Regions from separate parts of the Homo sapiens genome. Here region 1 is linked to region 2. The links are chromatin loops, found by intact Hi-C in ENCODE. Cell type or tissue: IMR-90. All regions are shown on one strand. Each heading gives the region's core, and the rest is flanking DNA. Links, peaks and the distances in the headings are about the cores only. Region 1 has its middle 42 kb from the start of LINC01622. Region 2 has its middle 170 kb from the start of LINC01622.

Region 1 (11,410 bases), core at 1,572-9,571, 210 kb before region 2:
CTGTCAACCCCTGACACATATATAATTAACTAGCATCTTAACTAAAAGCCAAAATACAACAAGGTAGTCTGTTGCAGGTCATAGATTCTCAATAAGTATCTGTCTCAGGAATGTTCACCATTCACAGACAAACCTCATAAACAGGTAAATGGAAAAGTACTAATTTTTGTACCACCAAAAATAATTCTCACCTCATGCTCTGAACTCCCTGAAGCCACCTTTCTGGGCCACGCTGTCACTGCCAGGGAACAGCGGCTTTGCCTCTGGCCAGGAGCCTCCTCTATGATCAAAACTGAGGCCAGGAGAAACTGAAGAAAAGAACAACCAATGGAGGGATGAGAACTTAGTCACATATCCTATGTACACATTTTATGGTAAAAAGTAGGATTCTAAAAGTTTAAACAAACTTTTTATTGAGAGTTTTAAAATGTTGGTATTTGCAATGCGGGTGACTGTCATCTCCCTGCCTGCGCCGAGGAAGGTTGGGAGCTGCAGAGGGGTCACTCCACTGTTTAGATCTGCTGTCACTCTTCTTCTAGTTGACATGGTTTAAATCTGTGTCCCCACCCAAATCTCATGTTGAAATGCAATCCCCAGTGCTGGAGGTGAGGTCCGGTGGGAGGTGACTGGATCATGGGTGCAGTTTTTCATGGTGCCGTGGTTGCAATCCTGAGTTCTCATGAGATCCGGTTGTTTTAAAGTGTGTGGCATCTCCCCACCTCCCTCTTGGTCCTATTCCTGTCATGTGAGACATCTGCTCCTGCTTTGCCTTCTGCCATGGGTCAAAGCTCCCTGAGGCTCCCCAGAAGCAGAAGCGTCCATGCTTCCTGTACAGCCTGCAGAGCCATAAGCCAATTATAAACCTCTTTTCTTTACAAATTACCCAGTCTCAGGAATTTCTCTGTAGCAATGCGAGAATCAACTAATACACTAGTTTTTTGGGCTTTGATGGAGGCTGATCCATTGTCTTACTAATATTCCCTGAAAATGTGAGCCTCCTGGAATCAGCAGGGACAGAGACATGTATGGACTCGAACTTTTAGAGATGCTGCCCATGACTATCTCCCTCAAATGCAGAAACAGATGGGATACTGAATTGGTCACACTCATCTCCTGCCCCTGGGGTCACTTTGAGAGTTTGCCTGCTATTTTTTTTTTCTGTGGTATTAATTACCTCCTGAATATGAACCTCTTAAATTAAAGTACACCAGCCGACGGACCCTAGAAGAGGGTCCTGCCACGCGGAAGTTGTGCTGCATCACCTGGGGCCGGTGGTGCCCTATGGAGGTTGGCGTCCAGCACCTTGGACACTTTAGGTGCTTTCATAAAACTTCGAATGAGGACGGAGATGGCCCCTGGGATAAAGTTCCATGTTCCTGCGGAGGCCTCTTCGGCTCATTAAGGCAAAAAGTATTAGCTGCACCTTGCCGCTGTCCCGGATCCGAGTGGGGAGCACCGTGGTGAGCAGGTCCTGGTTCCACCCAGAGGAGCTTTCCCGATGGCCAGGGCACTGCTGGCGACCTTCATCTGTTGGTACATTTGGGGAGTTTCTCTTCACCATGAAATTGTACCCCTTGGTCTCACCTAGCTGCTCAGCCAACCCTGACAGCCTCCCCTGGAGTTATTCTTTGCTAATGAAAACGCGGGTAGTGACAGGGACAGCCCAGGTGTTTTACTGCCTTTCCAGCCTGTCAGCACAGAGGTACCCTGGCTTGAAAGGGCCCTGAGGGGCCATGGCAGGGGAGGGACTCCAGAGGGGGTCACTCCACTGCTGGAGTGGCTGGGGTGGCTGACTTGCTTCTTTGTCATCAAGGCTTTCAGTGTGGCCGGGGCTCCTGAGGAAGGACAAGAGGACGAGACCATTTATAATCACCCCGTGTTGGAAGAATCCTTGTCACCATGTCTCAGTCCCCGACGTGCTGTGTGAGGACGCAGGAGCTGTGAGGAAGTGTGGAGCCCTGGCGGGGATGGGGGAGGCCTGCTCTGTGAGTGGCCTCGGGGGCCCTTGTCACAGGCAAACGTGCAGCCCCTGCAGGGCCCAGCAGCAGGGCCATGGGCGAGAGTACACGGGCCCTGCCACGTCAGAGGCACCATCCCCCGCCAGGACCGCCGTTCTGTTTTCTGATCCTGAGTGCAACTTCACCAACAAAAGCTGCACCGCCTTTCCTTTCCAGTCAGGAGAAACGGGTGGTCCCATCCGTGAAGAGGAGGTTGACGGGCCTGTGGGATGTGAGGAGAGATCATCATTTTAGAGAAGAAAAGGGCTGTGCGGGGGCAGAGATGGCTGGAAAGAACCCACACCTCCCCTGCTCTGTCTGTCTCTCCCCCTCTCCATCTTTTTCTGTTTCTGTCCCCCTTTGTCTTTTTCTTCTCTCTCTCTATCTGTCTTTCTCTGTCTCTCTTTTCTCTCTCTGTCTCTCTCTTCTCTCTCTCCCCATTTCACTGTCTCTGTCTACCTAGTTGTCTCTGTCACTCTCTATCTCTCTTTCCATCTCTCTGTCTCTTTGTTCCTATGTCTCTGTCTTTCTCTGTTCCTCTCTCTTTCTATCTCTGTCTCTATCCCTCTCTGTCTCTCTGCATCTCTATCTCTGTCTCTGTCCCTCTCTGTCTCTTTCTATCTCTGTCTCTGTCCCTCTCTGTCTCTTTCTATCTCTGTCTCTGTCTCTCTGTCTCTGTCTCTCTGTGTCCCTCTCTCTGTCTCTGCCTATCTCTGGCTCTGGGTCTCTCTCTCTGTCTCTCTGTCTCTTTCTATCTCTGTCTCTGTCTGTCTCTCTGTCTCTGCCTGTCTCTCTGGCTCTCTCTCTCTAGCTAGGGGATGCCAGTGGACTGGACACCTGCTGTTCCCTCTCCCAGCCCATGGCTGAGGGTGGACCTGCCCGTTCTCTTCTGCCCTCGTGGGGAGACGCCCAGCTACTCTTCTGGTCCGTGGCTCCTGTTTTTTGGCTGCTGCCTCCAGGGTACCTGGCTGCTTCTTTCTAGGCATGGCAAGCAAGAAGGAACCCATTTTGCACACATCTGCGGGGCTTTCAGTCTCCTCCTCTGATGTACTCAATCGGCCTTGAGAGAGAAGGGTCCCTGCAGAAAAGAAGAGACTTTGCCTGCAGCAGCCGTGGGCCATGGATCCGCTGTCCCCTGAAGTCTGTAAGGTTTTGCTACCTTAGAGGAAGCTGAACTGCTCTTCCATAGCTTCCATCAAGCCCCCGGGAGCCTGGGGCTCTGCCGGGCCAATTCTGGAATGCTGGCAGGGAGATGTGGGGCAGAACAACAAAAAAACATTAGTTATCTTTACAAGGCTCTTAATGATGGGGTAAGCATGTTCAGGCTGCAATCTAATATGTAAGGGTAATTACACTGAGTTATGCCCCACCTCCATGGCACCCCTCACGTTAACTCTTTCCAGCCCTAGTGGGTAGCCAGTAATGTTAGGGAGCCTCCAACCGGGACTTCCTGGGGAAGAGGACGGAAAAGCAGTCTTGAAAACACTTTTATGAGTCAACGTGAGGCTCTGCTATATCTGAAGAGGTCACTCGACCCTGATTTTAGGAGAAAACCACTCTTTTTCTTCCCAGAATGGCACTTGATGGCAAGCTGCCTCTGAGAGGACCTCACTTCAAGGGCTAGATTGCAGTGTCAGGAAACAGGAGTTTTGTTGTGGTGCCTCCTGAATTTCCTCTGGGAACTTGGAACAAAAGCAAACAAACATAAAAGCCCCCAAAGGTCAGGAGACCTGTCAGGCCGTCAGTGCCGCCTCCTTCTGGGGGTCCAGAAATGCAGCCAGGTTCACCACTGTTTTCTTGTCTGGGGGACACACGCTTGGAAGCACACTGTTTTCCTTCCTTCCTTTTATCAATGTGTGATTTAACAGGAGCACCGCTCCCCTGACTTCCAGGAGCCCTCTGGTTGGACCACCCAGTTCACAGTCACTTTTGCCACAAAGAGCTGTTTATTGGAAGATCATTAAAAATCATACTTTGGGAATTCATTGTCTCTTTGTGTGTTTTCCTTAAGATAATTTTGATGTGTAAAGAAATGCTTTTTCACAGTGGCCCTCGCTTAGTCTAAGTTTAGTTGAGGAAAAAAAAATGGTTTAATTTTTTTCATGAGAATGACCACGTGCCTAGTTTCACTTCATGGGGGAGTGTGATGATGATGTTGCTCACAAAATAAAGAACCAAACAAAACAAAGATGAAAGAAGCGTGACACATTTCTTTGGTCAGGAAATATTTGTACTGGTAGTATAGTTTGCTGCATGTGGGTTTCAGTTGTAATATCTAAAATATTCCCACAGATTGAAAACACATTTATATTCTCCCTTGTTAAAGTTAACTTCCAGTAGGAGGAATGCATAACATTTTATATAGTGGGAAATATAATGAGGAATATTGGTTCTTTGAGCAAAAAAAGAAACTTAGAGAAAAAAAACCTAGTTTGATGGTTTTCAAAATTATTTAGTCAATGGACCTCTAATACACACAGCAGAAGAGAGGAGAGCTGATGTGTGGTGGCTGGGAGCCCCCTGCTCCAGGAGCTACCATTTACCCCGGCCAGGACAGACTTAGGGGTCTGTCTTGAGCCTGGGACTCCATGGAATAGGCAAAGGTGTTAAGGGGCATGTGGGAAGAAAGCGAGAAAGTCTACCTATTTGTATCTCATCTTTAAAGAAAACATTTTTGTGACTTTTTACAATGTATATAACATATTGACGTGGTAGAACAGATACATACACAGTCATGCCTCGCTTAACCACTGGGTTATGTTCTGAGACATGCGTGATCAGGGCTGGACACAGTGGCTCACGCCTGTAATCCCAGCACTTTGGGAGGCCGAAATGGGCAGATCACAAGATCAGGAGATCGAGACCATCCTGGCCAACATGGTGAAACCCCATCTCTACTAAAAATACAAAAAATTAGCGGGGCGTGGTGGCAGGCGCCTGTAGTCCCAGCTACTCGGGAGGCTGAGGCAGGAGAATCGCTTGAACCCGGTAGGTGGAGGTTGCAGTGAGCTGAGATCGTGCCACTGCACTCCAGCCTGGGTGACAGAGGGAGGCTCTGTCTCAAAAAAAAAAAAAAAAAAAAAAAAAAAAAGAAATGTGTGATCAGGTGATTTCATTATTGTGCAAACATCATAGCGTGCACCTACACAAACCTGGATGGTAGAGTCTGCTACACACCTAGGCTCTGTGGTACAGCGCATTGCTCCTAGGCTACAAACCTGGACAGCAGGCTGCTGTACTGGATACTGGAGGCAATCGGAACACAACAGTAAGGCTTTGTGTATGAGAACATAGGAAATGTTTAAGAGACTTAAAATATGATACCAGGTCAGGGCCCTTACCGTGAGTGGAGCTTACTGGACTGGAGGTTGCTCTGGGTGAGTGAGTGGTGAGTGAATGTGAAGGCCTAGGGCATGACTGTGCACTACGACAGACTTTATAAACACTGCACACTTAGGCTACACTACATTTATTTTTTTAAATTGTCTTTAATAATAAATTAGCCTCGGGAGGCTGAGGCAGGAGAATTGCTTGAACCTGGGAGGCAGAGGTTGCAGTGAGCTGAGATCGCGCCATTGCATTCCAGCCTGGACAACAAGAGTGAAACTACGTCTCAAAAGAAAATAAATCAATAAATACATAAGCCTTAGCTTACTGTAACTTTTTTACTTTATACACTTTAATTTTTTTAACTGTTTGACTCATTTATAATAGTGCTTAGTTTAAAATGCACACACATTGTACACTTGTAGAAAAGTATTTTCTTTCTTTAGATCCTGATTCTATAAGCTATTTTTCTATTTGAAATTTTTTTAGTTTTTTGCTTTTTAAAATTGTTTGTTAAAAACTAAGCCACAAACACACACATTAGCCTGGGCCTACACAGGGTCAGCATCATCAACATCAGGATCTTCCACTTCCACATCTTGTCCCACTAGATGGTCTTTGGGGACAATGACATGCAGGGAGCTGTCATCTGCTCTAATAACAGTGCCTTCTTCTGGAACCCCTCCTGAAGGACCTGCCTGAGGCTGTTTTACAGTTAACTTTTTTTTTTAATAAGCAGAAGTATACGTCAAGTAATGATAAAACATATAGTATAGCAAATATGTAAACCAGAAATATAGTTGTTTATTATCATTATCTAGTATGATATAGTGTACACGATTGTATGTGCTATACTGTTACGTGACTGGCAGGGCAGTGGGTTTGTTTACACCATCATTAGCCCAACCATGTGAGTGATGCACTGAGCTGCAATGTTACGATGGCTGTGGCTAGGCGATAGGAACTTTTCAGCTCCATTATAATCTTATGGGACCCCCATCCCTCCCTGACCAAAATGTCATGCAGCGAATGACTATATGTCATTTATAAACACAAAAATATACATCTCCTGGGAGTAGCTTCTGAAAACTTTTACTGTAGGGACGTACAATTTAAACAGTTAGGAGACAAATGCTTTAATGGATGTAGTTTGAAAAACACCGGTCTAAGGTGTCTCTGGTCTAATGCATCTGTCCTCTTTGTGCTGTGAGCAAGGTGGGAGATGACGTGCCTTGTTAAGTGCAGATACGAAGCTACCCTCAAGGACCAGATGGGAGCCCAGGCTCCTGACTTGCTCACCCGTGCCCTCAGCATCACACCTGGTGTCTGCCAGGCTCCCAAGCTCCGCAGGGATGGTGATTGAATACTTAGCGCCTTCAATTGGCACAATCCCCACCTGATTAACCCTCACCCACCAAGTCCTTTGAATTTTTCTTTCTACTCCTTCCCTTATAAACATCTTCCTATAACAAACAAATTTTCTTTTTTTCTCCCCCCAGATAGATTCATGGAAATAAAAAGTTTTTAAAAAGGACTAATCACTGACACGTACAAAAGGGAAGAATGAGCACACACAGGATTTAGGTGTGTCCCAGGGAAGAATGAGCACACACAGGATTTAGGTGTGTCCCAGGGAAGAATGAGCACACACAGGATTTAGGTGTGTCCCAGGGAAGAATGAGCACACACAGGATTTAGGTGTGTCCCAGGGAAGAATGAGCACACACAGGATTTAGGTGTGTCCCAGGGAAGAATGAGCACACACAGGATTTAGGTGTGTCCCAGGGAAGAATGAGCACACACAGGATTTAGGTGTGTCCCAGGGAAGAATGAGCACACACAGGATTTAGGTGTGTCCCAGGGAAGAATGAGCACACACAGGATTTAGGTGTGTCCCAGGGAAGAATGAGCACACACAGGATTTAGGTGTGTCCCAGGGAAGAATGAGCACACATAAGATTTAGGTGTGTCCCAGGGAAGAATGAGCACACACAGGATTTAGGTGTGTCCCAGGGAAGAATGAGCACACATAAGATTTAGGTGTGTCCCAGGGAAGAATGAGCACACATAAGATTTAGGTGTGTCCCAGGGAAGAATGAGCACACACAGGATTTAGGTGTGTCCCAGGGAAGAATGAGCACACACAGGATTTAGGTGTGTCCCATGTCAGGGATGAGGCTTTCTTGATTGTGAGTTTAGTCTTCAATGCTGACGGAAGCTGGATGCAGCTGCTTTGTGAAGAAAGGCTTTAACAGAGGGCCATATACCTATGTATGGGCCATATGCCTATGCCTTAAGTTCCGCTGTGGCAGCACTGTGCAAATTCAGACATGCTGTGTTTCCATTATAACTTACTTTGTAATTCAACACATTTTGTAATTCCCCTTTTAATTTCCTCTTTGACCCATGTGTCATTTAGTTTTTAAATGTTTGAAAATTTTCCAGATATCTTTTATTACTGATTTTTAATTTAATTGCATGGGGGTGAGAGAACACACTTTGTTTAACTTGAAATGCATTAAGATCTGTATTGTGGCCCAAAATATGGCTTATCTTGGTAAATGTGCTGTATGTATCAGGTTGGTGCAAAAGTAATTGAGGTTTTGCTATTACTTTCTTTTTTTTGGCAGGGATGGAGTTTTGCTCTCGTTGCCCAGGCTGGAGTGCAATGGCGTGATCTTGGCTCACTGCAACCTCTGCTTCCTGGGTTCAAGCAATCTCCTGCCTCAACCTCCCAAGTAGCTGGGATTACAGGTGTGTGCCACCACGCCTGGCTAATTTTGTATTTTTAGTAGAGACGGGGCTTCTCCGTGTTGGCCAGGCTGATCTCAAACTCCTGCCCTCAGGTGATTCACCCACCTTGGCCTCCCAAAGTGTTGGGATTACAGGCATGAGCCACTGCACCCAGCCCATGCCATTACTCTCAATGGCAATAACCACAATTACTTTTGCACCAAACTAATACTTGAGAAGAATGTGTATTCTGCTATTGTTGGATGGAATGACTTGTTAATTTAGATTAGCTCAGGTTGGTTGATAGTGTTGCTGAAATATTCTATATTTTTGATGCTATCCGATTTTTTTTTTGCCAATTATGAAGAGAAGGTTTTTGAAATCTCCAACTGTAATTACAAATTTCCCTGTTTTTCATCTCAGTTTCATTTTTTTTTTTTGCTTCATGTAGTTTTGCTTCATGTATTTCTTAAGGGGGTACACCTTTAAGATTAAGTCCTCCTGACTGATCAACCCCTCTATCATTACAAAATGACCTTAATTCTACCTGGAAATAGTCTTAGCTTTAAAATCTACTTTGTCTATTATTAAAATAGTAATTCTAGCTTTTTTGGCTAATGTTAGCATGGCACATCTTTTTCTATCTTTTTACTTTTAACCCACTTTTGTCTTGATTTTAAAGTATAGTTCTTATAGCCTGCATATAGTTTTGCCTTGTTCTCTTTTCTAGTCTGACAATATCTGCCTTTTAATAGGGCTACATAGAGACTTACTTTTAATGTAATTAATTTGGTTAGATTTACATCTATCATCTTGCTATTTGTTTCCTACTGATCTTTCTTCACTTTCCTTCTTTTTCTGTCTTTTTTAGATTATTATTTATGTTTCATTTTTATCTTTGTTTTTGGTTTACTAGTTCTAACTGCTTTGTTATTTTAGTGGTTGCTTTAGGATTCGTAGCATGCATCTTAACTTATCATAGTTTACCTTCGAGTGATATTATATCACTTCATGTGTGGTATAAGAACCTAACAACAATTTACTTCCATTACTTCTCTCCTGGCTTTTATTTTGCCATTGTTTTACATATATTATAAATCCAAAATATAGTGGAATTATTTTCATTTAGATTGTCAATTATCTTTTATGCAAACTTAAATAATGAAAAGATCTCATCCATTTGCCCATGTAGCTACCATTTCCAGTGCTCTGTGCTTCGTTTTGCAGGTCCCTGTTTTGATCTGGTGCCATTTTCCTTCTGTCTGAAGGACTTTGGCGAACATTTCTTCTGGTAAGGAAGTCTTTCAGCTTCTGTATGTCTGAAAACATCTTTATTTCACCTTGACTTCTAAAATATGTTTTTTTTGGCTAGGTGTAGAATTCTAGATTGACTATTGTTTTCTTTCAGTACTTTAAAGTGTTCCTTTGCTATCTTCTTGCTTGCATTTTTTCAGTGAGAATTCTGATATTATCCTTATCTGTGTTCCTCTGTATGTAATGTGTCTGTTTCGCTGGCTGCTCTTAAGACATTTTCTTTAGCACTGGCTTGAGCATTTTGATTACAGTATGCCCTGGTGTGGTTTTCTTTATATTTCTTGTGGCTAGTGTTGATTGAGTTCCTTAGATCTGTGGATTTATAGCTCTCACCAAATTTGGAAACGTTTTAACCATTTTTTCCTCAAATATTTTTCTGTCTAGACTCCAAGTATACATATCTTAGGCCACTTGAAGTGGTCCCAAAGCCCAGTGATACTCTTTTCAATTTCTTTTGTTTCTGTTTTCTCTGTGCCTATCATCTGAACAATTTATATTGCTACATCATCAATTAACTAATCTTTTCTCTTGCCATGTCTCATGTGTCATTACATTATAGTTAGCAAAACTATACTTTTTGTCTGTAGAAGTTCAATCTGGACTTTTTTATACGTTTCATTGATTTTTAAAATTAATTTTGGAACATTTAGAACATGATTATAATAACCGTTTTAATATCTTTGCCAATTCTAATATATGTCAGTTCTGGGTTGGTTTCAATTAATTGATTATTTACTCTATTAATAATTATGTTTTCCTGCTTTTGCATAGGTCTGTTAATCTTTGTTGGAAACTTTACTTTGTTGGGTGCTAAATATTCTTGTATTTACTTTTACTATTAGCAATTGGAAATAAGGCCCATCCACAATCTTCATCATTCACCTGTCCAAACTGCAGCATCAGCTCTAAGCATTTCTCATTATAGGTGGAGCCGATGGAAGCAACTGGTTAAGGAAAGAGCTTCTGTTGCTTCGGTGTTCTGTGTCTTTAAGAGATGTCGTTCATTTCTTCAAAAAATACTTAACTGTGCAAGGTGGGATATGTTGGTGAAGAATGCAGACACGGGCCCTGCCCGCATGAAGCTCTAGGAATGCAAGATCTGCATTTAGTACAGAATCACAGGCGGGAGCTATATACAAAAAGGACAGAAATTCAGGGCATGATGAGACCACCTAACAGAATAATGTAGTTCAGGCAGGTGGACAGTTAAGCAGTGGGAAAGACCTGACAACATTTTTTATTTTAGGTCATCATCCAATCTATGGTGTAAAAAAAGTGCAGCTTGGCAGCATTTTGGAATTTATAGTACAACAGAGGAACAATGGCGATTTAGCTGTTCGGTGTTTTGAAAAATATATTTTCTGATTCCAAATACCTCCTTCCTTCCTTCCTTTTCTTTTTTTTTTTCTCAGAGTTTTGCTCTTGTTGCCCAGGCTGAAGTGCAATGGTGTGACCTCGGCTTGCCACAACCTCCGCCTCCCAGGTTCAAGTGATTCTCCTGCCTCAGCCTCCCGAGTAGCTGGGATTACAGGCATGCGCCACCACACCCAGCTAATTTTGTATTTTTAGTAGAGATGGAGTTTGTCCATGTTGGTCAGGCTGGTCTCGAAATCCCGACCTCAGGTGAACCCCCTGCCTCGGCCTCTCAAAGTGCTGGGATTACAGGTGTGAGCCACTGAGCCCGGCCCACCTCCTTTCTAACTTGGGTCATTTCTGACTCCTTCAAATAACAAGAATATTCTTTTCAAATCTGGGGATGTATTCAGTCCACATGGTCATAGATCTTAAAGAAGTCATTTTATCCTTCACTTCCCCTTTTGCTGGGTGTTTCCAAAGTCTCCTAGAACTGAGCTAAAACAGTACACTTGACTACTAGAGCTGAAGTTTACACACAATTCTGCAGTGTAAAACTTTTGTTTCCAGTTCTGTATCCTTTAGACGAATTATTCTCCTGTGCTACAAATTCTATAATCTCAAATTTCTGAATATACCGAGAACGAGTGATACCAGGATTTAAAGCGGACCACTGGGGGGTTCAT
Region 2 (11,410 bases), core at 1,157-9,156:
CTCAGCCCCAAAACCACCTCCACTCAGTCCAACCTGCACAAAATCATAGCTGTACCGCCTTGTCACTGCATCCCCACAGCTACTCATCACTTTGGAGGAATGAGTTTACGCTCCAGTTCACAGGACTTCTGTTTTCCACCTCTGCCTTCATTTCTGCTATGTCCAATTGGGCTGCCCCGCTCCGTTTGCGATGCGGCCCTGTGTTTCTGGGCCAGCATCAACCAGGCCTCTGCCCAAAAGACACTGCTAAGGCCTGCTGGGCTGACGGACCTGGCGGCCCTTGAGTGCTAGCTGCTTTCCCCCCAGCAGGGGTGGGGCGGGGACAGGGGCCTGACTGCACATCTTTCTCCTCCTCTTCTTTCCCCAGAGATTCAGCCGCTCCTGGCCCATCCCTTTTCATGGGATTCATTTGTAATAAAGCATGTATATCGTGCGGCACGTTGAAGTCATGATTGAACAGAGGTTGAAAGAGTTTGAGAACCCCTGTGAGATGATATCTCAATGGGACCTGAGTGTGGGAGCATCAGCAGCACAGTCTCGGGGCAGGTGATGGCCAAAACTGACACTTGTGGGTTTCCAAACCTCTCCTAGGGTGGCAGAGGGTGAGGGAGGACTGAAGGTCACGAAGCCGGGGATGGGGACCCCTGCACTGCTCCCAGCCAGGCCTGAGAGGGGAGCTTCCCCCACACACCTGCAGCAAATCCCCAATGCTCACTCAACGAGTCCACTGCAGGAGCCATAGCCCAAGCTGGCTTTGGTCCCTTCCTGGGGCTGGGGAGGAAGGCTGGAAAGAAATCAAGAGGAGGAAGAATTGGGCATTGAGCGTGACCACAGCACAGCAGTGAGAACAGCTCTATTCCAAGGAAGCAGGACAGCTGTGGCTCACACGTAAGAACAGCGCCCACTTCCTGGCGCTGTCTGCAGCAGCACTGGGTGTGCACTGACCATGGGCTGGCACTGTGCAAAGTACAGCTGCCAGGGTTATGTGGGCCCTGGACACAGGCTGCCCAGATATGCCTCCCAAGCATTTCACCTCCTTTTCTTGTCTATACAACGGCCCCTGCATCCTAAGGCCATTTAGAGAACTCACTTAGTGAATAACAGAAAGCACTGAAAACAAGGGCACATCAGAATTCCTCAGGAAATGTCACTTCTTATTCCCTTCTCCATCTTACAAATGAACAAGAGGCTTAGGGACGTTCCATGATTTTTCCAAGATCACACAGCTAATAAGAGAAAGAGAACTGGAAGCGAGTTTTGTCTGGCCCATTGCCCATGCTCTCCGTGAACTTTCTTTCATTTGCACTTACCATGGGACCCCCGCCTCCTCGTCACCCTCCCCATGCCCCTTGCCAAGAAGAAAAAGAAGCAACTCCACTGTCATTTGAACCCACGTCAGCTCTGCCCCCACCACCTCCCTGTGCTTGGAGCTTGGCAGCCACCTTTTCCAAGGCACTTAGAAGGAAAGCTATTATTCAGGTCAGGCGCCTGAGTCTGGGGTGGGGACGCATGACTCAGGTTCAGGATTTCAGCCCCCACCCAGATCCCACTAATAGGAATTTAAATGAAAAGCCCAGGAGATTAAAGGTGGAAAAGGCCGACTAGAGATTTTGAAGTGATTTTTTTTTCCCCAGCAGAAGTTAAATGCCCTCCTTCAAAGCAGGTGGTTCTGGCTGGATGATCAGAAGTGCGGCTGATCAGGCCCCTGTCGAATGGCCAGAGAGAAGCCATCTGGGATCCCTTCAGTGCCCCTGTGTGTGGGCTTGGCTGGCCTCATGAACCACACAGGGGTAGGAGCACCTGATTTGCCGGCTGGGCATTGGCCTCTCTGTGGCTGAAGATACAATGCATTGGTAGAAAATGTGAGGTTCGGTAAGGCCAAAGTTCATGAAAAGACCATAGAAAGATAGTGTGTTACAGATCCCAGGAGGAGGGGGCACGCCATGCCAAGGGGGCCGCGTGGGGAAGAACGGTTGGGTCAGGAGGTGGGGGACTGAGGAGCTGTGCAAGGGCCTTTACTGCGGTTTCTGTGGAACAGGCAAGGGAGGGCACGCAGGGTTAGGATTGTCTCGTTTGGATAGTTTCAGCAGGTTCGGGGATGTGAGACCTGTCCCTAGTTATCTGTTACCTGGCCCTGGGGGATTAGGGCAGGGAGTTAGCGGCCTGAGTGTGAGACCCCAGTGGAGGAGGAGGTTGGGGCATGGGCTCTGGATGGGTTTGCATGTGAAAGGCCACGGTGAGTCAGGGCTGCATTAAGGGGAATAGGAGTAGCAGGAAGAGTGCCTGCCGGAGGCCGAAGAGACCTGAATTCCGGCTCCAGACCACGGTCATCCTAGCTCTATGACCCCAGGAAAGGCACCAGCCTCTCCCCATCTCAGTTCCCTTATCTACAGAATGTGGGTTTGGACTAGGTAGCCTTGGACTAAGCTTTTGAGCCTTCCACCTGTACAGATGCAGAATGAATACTACTTGTACAAAAATGGGTTTAGAAAGACACAAAAATACTTTCAAATATCCTTCTACTTGGGAGACAAAATGGTTTTGAACATCCTTATTCTTCTACACAGCAGCATTTGACTCCTGCAGAGCTGACTGTAACGAGAGATTTATCTCCTGCTACTTCTCTAAAATGTCATTTCTTCCAATGTCTCCCAAGTTTAAGCGCTGAATTTTAATGTCATCCTAGTCTAAACACATTATATTTTATACATGGATCCATATTGACAAAAATGTCACAGTTGCTTATTAACTTGATAGGATCTGAGCACAGGATCAGGTAAAGGAAAAGGTATTTTTAAAAATCCAAGGGTGATGTACCCTGAAGGGGCCTTTTCCCACTAGAAAGAGGCTCCAACCTCCAGACCAGGGCTTTTGGTTTTTTCAGATTTTTAATCACCAATCCAGTCCAGTGAATGGCTCCTGTTATTTGTTGCATGAGAAGAGGAAGAAGAAGAAGAAGGAGAAGAAGAAGAGAAAGAGAAAGAAAGAAAGAAAGAAGATAGAAGAAGGGGAAGGGAAAGGGGGAGAAGGTACAAGAGAAGGAGGGGGAGAAGGAGGGTGAGAAGGAGGAGAAGGAAGAGAAGGAGGAGGAGGAGAAGGAGGAGGAGGAGAAGGAGGAGAAGGAGAAGAAGAACTCCTTGGAGAGCTCCCTGGAGAGCTCTCAGTGAATGGCTCCTGCTATTTGTTGCATGAAAAGAAGAAGAAGAAGAAGGAGAAGGAGGAGGAGGAGGAAAAGGAGAAGGAGAGGAGGAAGACAAGGAGGAGGAGGAGGATGGAGGGGGAGGGGGTAGGGGGAGGGGATGGGGTGGGGAAGGGGAGGAGGAAAGAAGAATTGTGACTTCTGTAATTAATTGTCTGGAGGGCTGGAGATTTGCTCTCTTGTTTCACAGGTGAGGAAACTGATCAGTGAATCTGCATTTCCTGCCCGGGCAGTAGTGGAACTTGGATTAGAGACCTGGGTCTTTGGGCTTTTTTACCCAAGGGCCTCCACCTGGTATGTTTTCCAAAGTAGATTTAAGAAAGTCAACTATCTTTTCAACCAACAAAGAGAATTTTGGATAAACTCGTGCTAAGTAAGGAGGAGGTTAAGCTATATCAGCAGAGGTTTATGAATTTGAAGAACTAGTTTGGAATCTCAGTTGACCTTAAAAGCTCTTAAACTCGCTTTCAATGCAGGTGACACCGGGCTTGAAACTTTCACCTGCCCACCTGGCCACACAGACCACGCACCTGTTGTGCAAGAGCCCAAGAGGAAAACGCCCTGGAGCCTCACAGCAATATGTGAAAGGAGCAGAATATATTCTGCAGAATATATTCCAGGAGCAGAAGAAAACAGCAAGCTAGGAAAAGCAAGAGGCAGCGCTGGGGACTCACCTGCCCATATGGTGATTCCTATCTCTTCCCCAGACCTAAGAAGTCTGTCGTCGCTCCCTTCCCATGTGCCACTTCTTGGTTTTATTACTCCTTGAAGTTTAGTATTAAAATTTAATCGCCTCTAGAAAAGACACAATTATGAAGAAAATCAAAAGGATCAGTGGTGCCAGGAGGTAGACCTGGTCGACCAGGTCGACCACCTGGTCTCCCTAACAGGAGGTAGTGGGGAGGAAGGCATGAGTCGGCAGAGCACAGGGGGTTTCTAGGGCAGTGAGGTGATTCCACATATTACCATAACAGGGGATACAGGTCATTACACATTTGGCCAAACCCACGGAATGTCCAGCACCAGGAGTGACCCTAAGGTGAACCGTGGACTCCAGGTGATGATGATGGGCCAGTGCAGGATCCTTGATCATATCAGATGTCCCCCTCTGGTGGGGAGTTGATAATGGGGGAAGTTGTGCCTGTGCGGGGGCCGGGAGGGGCTGGGAATTCTCTTTTCCTTCCTCTCAATTTTGCTGTGAACCCAAACCTGCTCTAAAAAAAAATCAAGCCTATTAATAAAACACATAACATGGTAATACTATAAACATATTTAATTGGCTAACAAGGATCTAATGTAATACTGGGCAATTCCTATCTCTATGTGAATTCATCATGGCTGCCTAGAATGGATCGGAGTTTTGGAGAAGCGAGGAGACAATTTACGAATTGTGAGCGTGAATCTCTGTGGCAGACTGGACGGCATGGGGTGCATGGGTAGCAGAAGGGCCCTTGGGGCAGCAGAGGAGAGAACGGCCGACAGGAAGGTGTAGACAGACGAACACAACTCTGGACTGGCCATCAGAGACATTGGAAACAGATCTCCTCTTCCGAGGAGAACTCCCAAGACCTGGAATTTGGGCTGGAAGTATCAGTCCCCTGGTTCAGGTTAAATAGAACAGCTCTGGGGCCACACAACTGAACCACACGGACTGGGGTCACACAGAAGGCGTGGGGAAGCCAGGGGCTGCCCTGGGGCTGCTGGGGTGTGTACACAGTGTCCATTGCCTCAGCCTCCAGCTCTGATATCAGAGCCTGGGGAACGAGTTTCCTCCCTAACCCTGGTGCAGATTTGGAGAAGATTGCAGGTGTGGCTCTGGCCAGGATGGAACGCTCTTTCTCATGCCCTCCTCTCCCAACACGTACCTTAGCCTCCCACCCTGGGGTCATGTGCACAGTGATTACCAGCCAGTTGTGCCCCAGCTCATGGGGTTCTGTGTGCCAATCACTGTGGCATGTTTCATGGCCTCTTTTCTTGTCTCTGGATTCGGACACAAGTCCCTGGAGAGTGGAGTCTGCAGCCCAGCAGTGCCCGGCGGGTAAACAATTACTGTGAGTGGATGAATGCACGAGCCAATCTCCTAGACACAGCCTCTCCCACATCCCGTTGCTCACGCGCTCTCCAAAGCTCAGTCTGGCCGCCTGATTCTAGCGACCCTGTCCTCCCTCCTTCCTGCTTAGCTCTTCCACAGGTCATCCTCCAAATTTCAGCCACACGCAGCATCTGTGGGGTGGAATTCTGCTCACAGCCAGCATCCTTGCTTACAGAAACCTTTCTCTGGCTCCCCTGGAAACCTCTCTCCAAGTTCTCATCCTTTCAGGCCTCTTTCATGCTTTCTCCTCATGCTTCCTGTAGAGGTCAAACTCCTCTTCACCATCATATCTTTTTGTGACTCCAGATAAAACTTACACTCTCCCCTTTGCTCTGGCAGATTCCTGCAGGGCTTTGGCAGTGGACTGACAGACACCAGGTGACCTGCCTCTCCAGGAGGATGGAGCAGAAGCCCTGCCAGTGTCCCCTGAAGGGCAGGGCTGGGGACCGCATGAGGACAAGGCTGGAGAGTATCCAGAGCCTTGTGGGCAGTCTCTCCAGCCTCCATGCAGCCACTGCGCACACACCCACAACAAAGAGGCATGTGCCATTCATCCATTTAGCCTGAGCCGGGTTCAAGGAGCTTCTGCTCAGGATAATCATGTACAGTTGCACAGTTCTTACACTGAACAAAGACAGCAGGCTGAAATCCATTCTACACTGTACTCTGTGTGCCCTGGCAAAGGGATGCTTTTCTAAATCTGGACAGACAGGACTCATTTTCCTAATTTGCACACAGCTACCTTGTAGGGTAGTAAACCAGCTCTCCCCACCTCACAACTTCTCTCTTGTGTTACTGCTGCATGCAGGGCTTTGATGACAAGTCACACAGGTGTTCTGTGTTTACCAGCATCCCCCAAACCTTGCACTACCAATCCCCCAATGCAGAAGCACAGGAGACAGAGTTGAGCCTCTATTTCCTACACTTTGCCTGTGCGACAGCCTTACAAGTTGTGGAGAACATTGCACATGCTGAACCTTTAACGTGGACGATGAATCCTGTGAAGTTAGGGACCCCAGCTGTTCTGTTCCCCACCTTCCTAGCAAAGCCCCCAGCACACAGACGGGGCTGCAGCAACGTCCATTGAATAGCTCAGACATCCACTTGTCTGCAGGAGGCTCTGCTCCCCCATCCTTCCCCCAGGCCTGCCTGGTCCCTTGGGCTGGCACTTATGCGTCCCACAGCATTTGGTTCTTGATCTTTTCCTTGGTGAAACCTTCCTTGCAACTCCTGTACAAAGCTCTTTGGGATCGGACCCATATGCCATGCCCATGATGGCTGCCAACTGTGGGTCCCCTTTCTATCCTGTTCAGGCGTCAAGGACAGGGGCAATGGCGTCTTCATTTTGTGAGTCCAATGCCCAGTGCACTGTTTAGACTGCGGAGAAATGGGTCTTCAGTGATTAAATAAGAGTCCCTAAGATTTTGCTTCTGAGAATCTTTCACATCTTTAATTAATAACAATAATAATACTTAGTTACTGCGTTACATATTTTCCTTATCTTGAATTGAGAAACATTTCAAACATACAGAAAAGCAGAGTAATACAATAACAACTACCACCTTCTACTGAGGCCAGACAAAAGCTAATATTTACTACGTTGATGCAGGCTTTTTTTTTTTTTTTTTTTTTTTTTCAAAATAAAGCACCATGAATACAGGTAACTACAGATAAACCTCTCTGTCTCCATTTCCTGTCCCCCTGACACAACTTCTCCACTCAAGTTGGTGTGGCTTCATCCATGTATATTTTTGGCTTTTACTACATATGTATGTGTTCAAAAACTATGAACTCTTCTGTGTATTTAAATATTACATATATCGGATTACATGGCATGAAACATTTTATAACTTGCTTTTAAAAATTTAACACTTGAAATTTTTCCAGGTAGATACATGTAGATCCAGTTCATTCATTTTATTTCAAAACTGTATTATTTCAAAACTAGAGTTTATCAATTCCATGAAAACCTCATCATTATGCACATTCTTGTACTAATCTCCTGGTTCGGGGTACAAGATTTCTCTAAGATATATCCCTGGAGGTGGGACTTCTAAGCTGTGGATAATATCCAGCTTTAATTTTACCAGATATTGCCCGAGTGATTTCAAAGTTGTAACAATGTGCACTATAACTGGACTCTCTAAGAGCTCTGTGCCCTGCACGACTGAGACTGAAATCACAAGCAAGTGTCAATGAATCTCAAGCATGTGAATGTGGAAATGGAGATCATCCACCAAGCCCTGCACCACACCCACTGTTAGAGGGTAGCTGGCCAATGGACTCAACGTGGACCGTGCCTCATTTAATTTGCATTCGCTCAAAGATCTTCACATATACATTGGCTGTTTGGATTTTGTTCTCTTTCAATTCCTTTTTAATTTTTTTGCCATTTTTCTGTTGTTCTTTATTTTTCCTTTCCTCATCTCTTTAAGGAAGTATTTTTTAAAAATATTCTGAGTACTTGTCAGTTTTATTTATTACAAATAACTTCATCCACTCTGTGGCTTGTGCAGTTTTCCTCCAGTGAGGTTATATATTTCCCATACTGTAATTTCTGGGCTGGGGTCAGGCCTGTAATCCCAGCACCTTGAAAGGCTGAGGTAGGACTTGAGCCCAGGAGTTTGAGACCAGCTGGGAAACATAGTGAAGCCTCATATCTACAAATATATGTATATACAAAATATATATTAGCCAGGCTTGGTGGCATGCACCTTTAGCCCCAGCTGCTCAGGAAATTGAGGTGGGAGAATCACCTGAGCCCCGGAGGTTGAAGCTGCAGTGAGCTGAGATTGCTTCACTACACTCTAGCCTGGGCATTGGAGTGAGACTCTATGCAAATCAAAACCACAGTGAGATACCATCTCATGCCAGTTAGAATGGTGATCATTAAAAAGTCAGGAAACAACAGATGCTGGAGAGGATGTGGAGAAATAGGAACGCTTCTACACTGTCGGTGGGAGTGTAAATTAGTTCAACCATTGTGGAAGACAGTGTGGCAATTCCTCAAGGATCTAGAACTAGAAATAACATTTGACCCAGCAATCCCATTACTGGGTATATACCCAAAGGATTATAAATCATTCTACTATAAAGACACATGCAGACGTATGTTTATTGCAGCATTGTTAACAATAGCAAAGACTTGGAACCAACCCAAATGCCCATCAATGATAGACTGGATAAAGAAAATGTGGCACATATACACTATGGAATACTATGCAGCCATAAAAAGGATGAGTTCATGTCCTTTGCAGGGATATGGATGAAGCTGGAAACCATCATTCCTAGCAAACTAACACAGGAACAGAAAACCAAACACCGCATGTTCTCACTCATAAGTGGGAGCTGAACAATGAGAACACGCGGACACAGGGAGAGGAACATCACACACTGTGGCCTGTTGGCTGGTGGGAGGCTAGGGGAGGGACAGCATTAGGAGAAATACCTAATGTAGATGATGGGTTGGTGGGTGCAGCAAACAACTTTGGCACGTGTATACCTATGTAACAAACCTGCACGTTCTGCACATGTATCCCAGAACTTAAAGTATAATAAAAATGTTTTGTTTTAAAGACCCTATGTCTGTGTAATTTGATCTCTGGAAAGATTATTTTAGCTTTTGGAGGGTAAGTTACTGAGGAAGCCCATGTATAATAAACCAACTAAAACACACTTTTATACCAACCCACAAACTTCGTCGGCACTTATCAAACAATAAATAATTAAAAATCATCCTTGGCAGTACAAAATAAATTTAAATAATAATTCCTGAAGTGATTGTGGCTGGGATTTTTGTCCTGTTAGCTCTTCAGATTTTCTGATTGATATTGATGACATATATTATCATTTTTCAGCTTTCGTATTTTATTCAGCAACTTTAGTGAACTATCTTGTAAGTACTCAGGGAATAATGTGAGTTACATTTTTTTCTTTCCATTTCTTATAACTCTTGTTTCTGTCCTTGTCTGAGACATGTCGGAGATATGACTTTAACAGGGATGTTTCTAAAGTTTGACCAATCTGTCATGTTTGCTGTGCTTCTGATAGATTCCACTTTCTAGTGCACCTTTCACAAACTGTGTTGGTAATTTCCTTTCCCAGGAATTTCTCTTTCGACCTCCATTACCACAGTAACTTGCTTAAGATTCATTTATATTTGCTTGTGATTCCAATCTCAGCTGTGTTTACTCTTCCCTCGACCTTTCCAATTCTAATATTTTTGTAAGGACTTTTCCCTTCTCTCTTCTGCATATCACTTCTCTATATGTTTCTAATAATATTTGCTAGGGGTTTGTTTATATCATGAGCCTATTCCAATGAATAGATTTTTCCGTTTTAATCTTTTGTGTTATTGTTTTCTTTTTTATTTCAATGATTTCTGATCACAATTTCTTCCCTTCTTGTTTCCCTAGTTTGTTAGGTCGCTCTTGTCCTAATTTCTGGAATAAGAATATGAGCCCATTAATTATTTTTTCTAATGTAATTATTTAGGATTATAAATATTCCTTTAAGTATTTCTTTAGCATTATATCAGAGGTTTTTCATGTAGTATATTCATTGTGGATCAGTGCTAAACGTTTTAAGATCACATTGTCACATTTTAATTGATTCTTCCATTGTTAGTTTTTGTCTTGAGTTATGTTTAAATTGTTTAAGGTGCATTAATTGTAATTGTACAGTTTGATGGATACTTATTTACATCTATGCCTATATTTAACCACCACCCAGCTCGGATGTGAAAATTTGCTGGGCTTCAGAAGTTTTCCTCATGCACTTCCTAGTCTATAGCCATCTCCCTGCCCCTGAGAAAAGTACTATTTTCTACTTGTGTAAGAAAGTATTCGTTTTGCCTATTCTTTTGCATTTCCAAATAAATTTGAGAATCTGCTTCTCAGTATCTTTAAGAAACCAGTTGAAAATTTGATCGGGGATTGTATTGAACCTGCAGATCAATTTGGGGAGGTTTGACATCCTACAGTATTGAGTCTTCCGAAGCAAACATGACATGTTTCATCACTCACATAGGTCTTGGGCAATTTTTGTCAACAACGCTTTGTATTTTTCAGTGTAGTGATTTTGCATATCTTTTCTTACATAGATTCCTAGATATGTAATGCTTTAGTTGTTACTGCGAATTGTACATTTTAAATTTAATGCTCCTCTTATCACTTGCTAGAAAATAAAAATGCAAATAAGTTTTTGTTTGTTTTGAGACGGAATCTCGCTCTGTCGCCCAGGCTGGAGTGCAGTGGTGCGAGCTCAGCTCACTGCAAGCTCCGCCTCCCGGGTTCACACTGTTCTCCTGCCTCAGCCTCCCGAGTAGCCGGGACTACAGGTGCCCGCCACCACGCCCAGCTAATTTTTTTTGTATTTTTAGTAGAGACGGGGTTTCCCCGTGTTAGCCAGGATGGTCTCGATCTCCTGACCTCGTGATCCGCCCACCTCGGCCTCCCAAAGTGCTGGGATGACAGGCGTGAGCCACCGCGCCAGGCCCCAAGTGAGTTTTGTGTATTAGCTTTCTGGTGAGTTTCCCGTGAATGTGCTGAATCCATGTATCAAACCAGCAGCTTTCTGTAAATTCTCCAGGATTCCTTATGTACACAGTTTGGTTCTTCCTTCCCAAACTTTATGTCTTTTAGGTATTTTTTCTGCGTTAGAGCACTGACTAGGATCACCAAGACAATGTTGAATAGAAACGGTGATGCTGGACACATTTACCTTCCCTGATCTCAGGGAGAAAGCATCCAGTATATTCATCAAGGGTGCTGGCAGCAGAAGCACCCTCATATGCCTGGTTTGCACGAGTGGAGGATATGAACAAACTTTTAGTTTTACCAAATGCTTTTCCTCCACATCTATGGAGATGATCAAATGGTTTTCTCCTTTATTCTGTAATGTTCTGAATTCTGTTGATAGATTTTGAAATATTAAACTTACGTTGCTAGGATTAATCCAAATGGGTCATGTTATATATATATATATATATGAATTTGATTTTAGGTTGGCAGTTTTATTTTTTTATTATACTTTAAGTTCTAGGGTACATGGGCACAATGTGCAGGTTTGTTACATATGTAGACATGTGCCATGTTTTTGTGTTGTACCCATTAACGCGT

Evidence for each region. Hi-C counts contacts between places; a loop is a spot of excess contacts. Peaks named below come from ENCODE experiments on the same cell type or tissue, not always from the same donor. Only the 100,000 strongest peaks of a DNase experiment are listed, where the experiment ranks them.
Region 1: it touches region 2 in a loop (2.0-fold over the local background); 1 of 110 quality-filtered maps calls a loop at or near these places.

The regions. Positions count from the first base shown.
Region 1 is chr6:1,137,817-1,149,226 of GRCh38, reverse strand. No RefSeq gene overlaps it. Among named protein-coding and RNA genes, the nearest start is that of LINC01622, 42 kb to the right of the region's middle. In IMR-90, for the core only: no CTCF peak of the experiment used is centred there; DNase peaks (open chromatin) are centred at 4,196 and 5,366; H3K27ac peaks cover 316 bases.
Region 2 is chr6:929,229-940,638 of GRCh38, reverse strand. No RefSeq gene overlaps it. Among named protein-coding and RNA genes, the nearest start is that of LINC01622, 170 kb to the left of the region's middle. In IMR-90, for the core only: no CTCF peak of the experiment used is centred there; no DNase peak of the experiment used is centred there; H3K27me3 peaks cover 2,881 bases.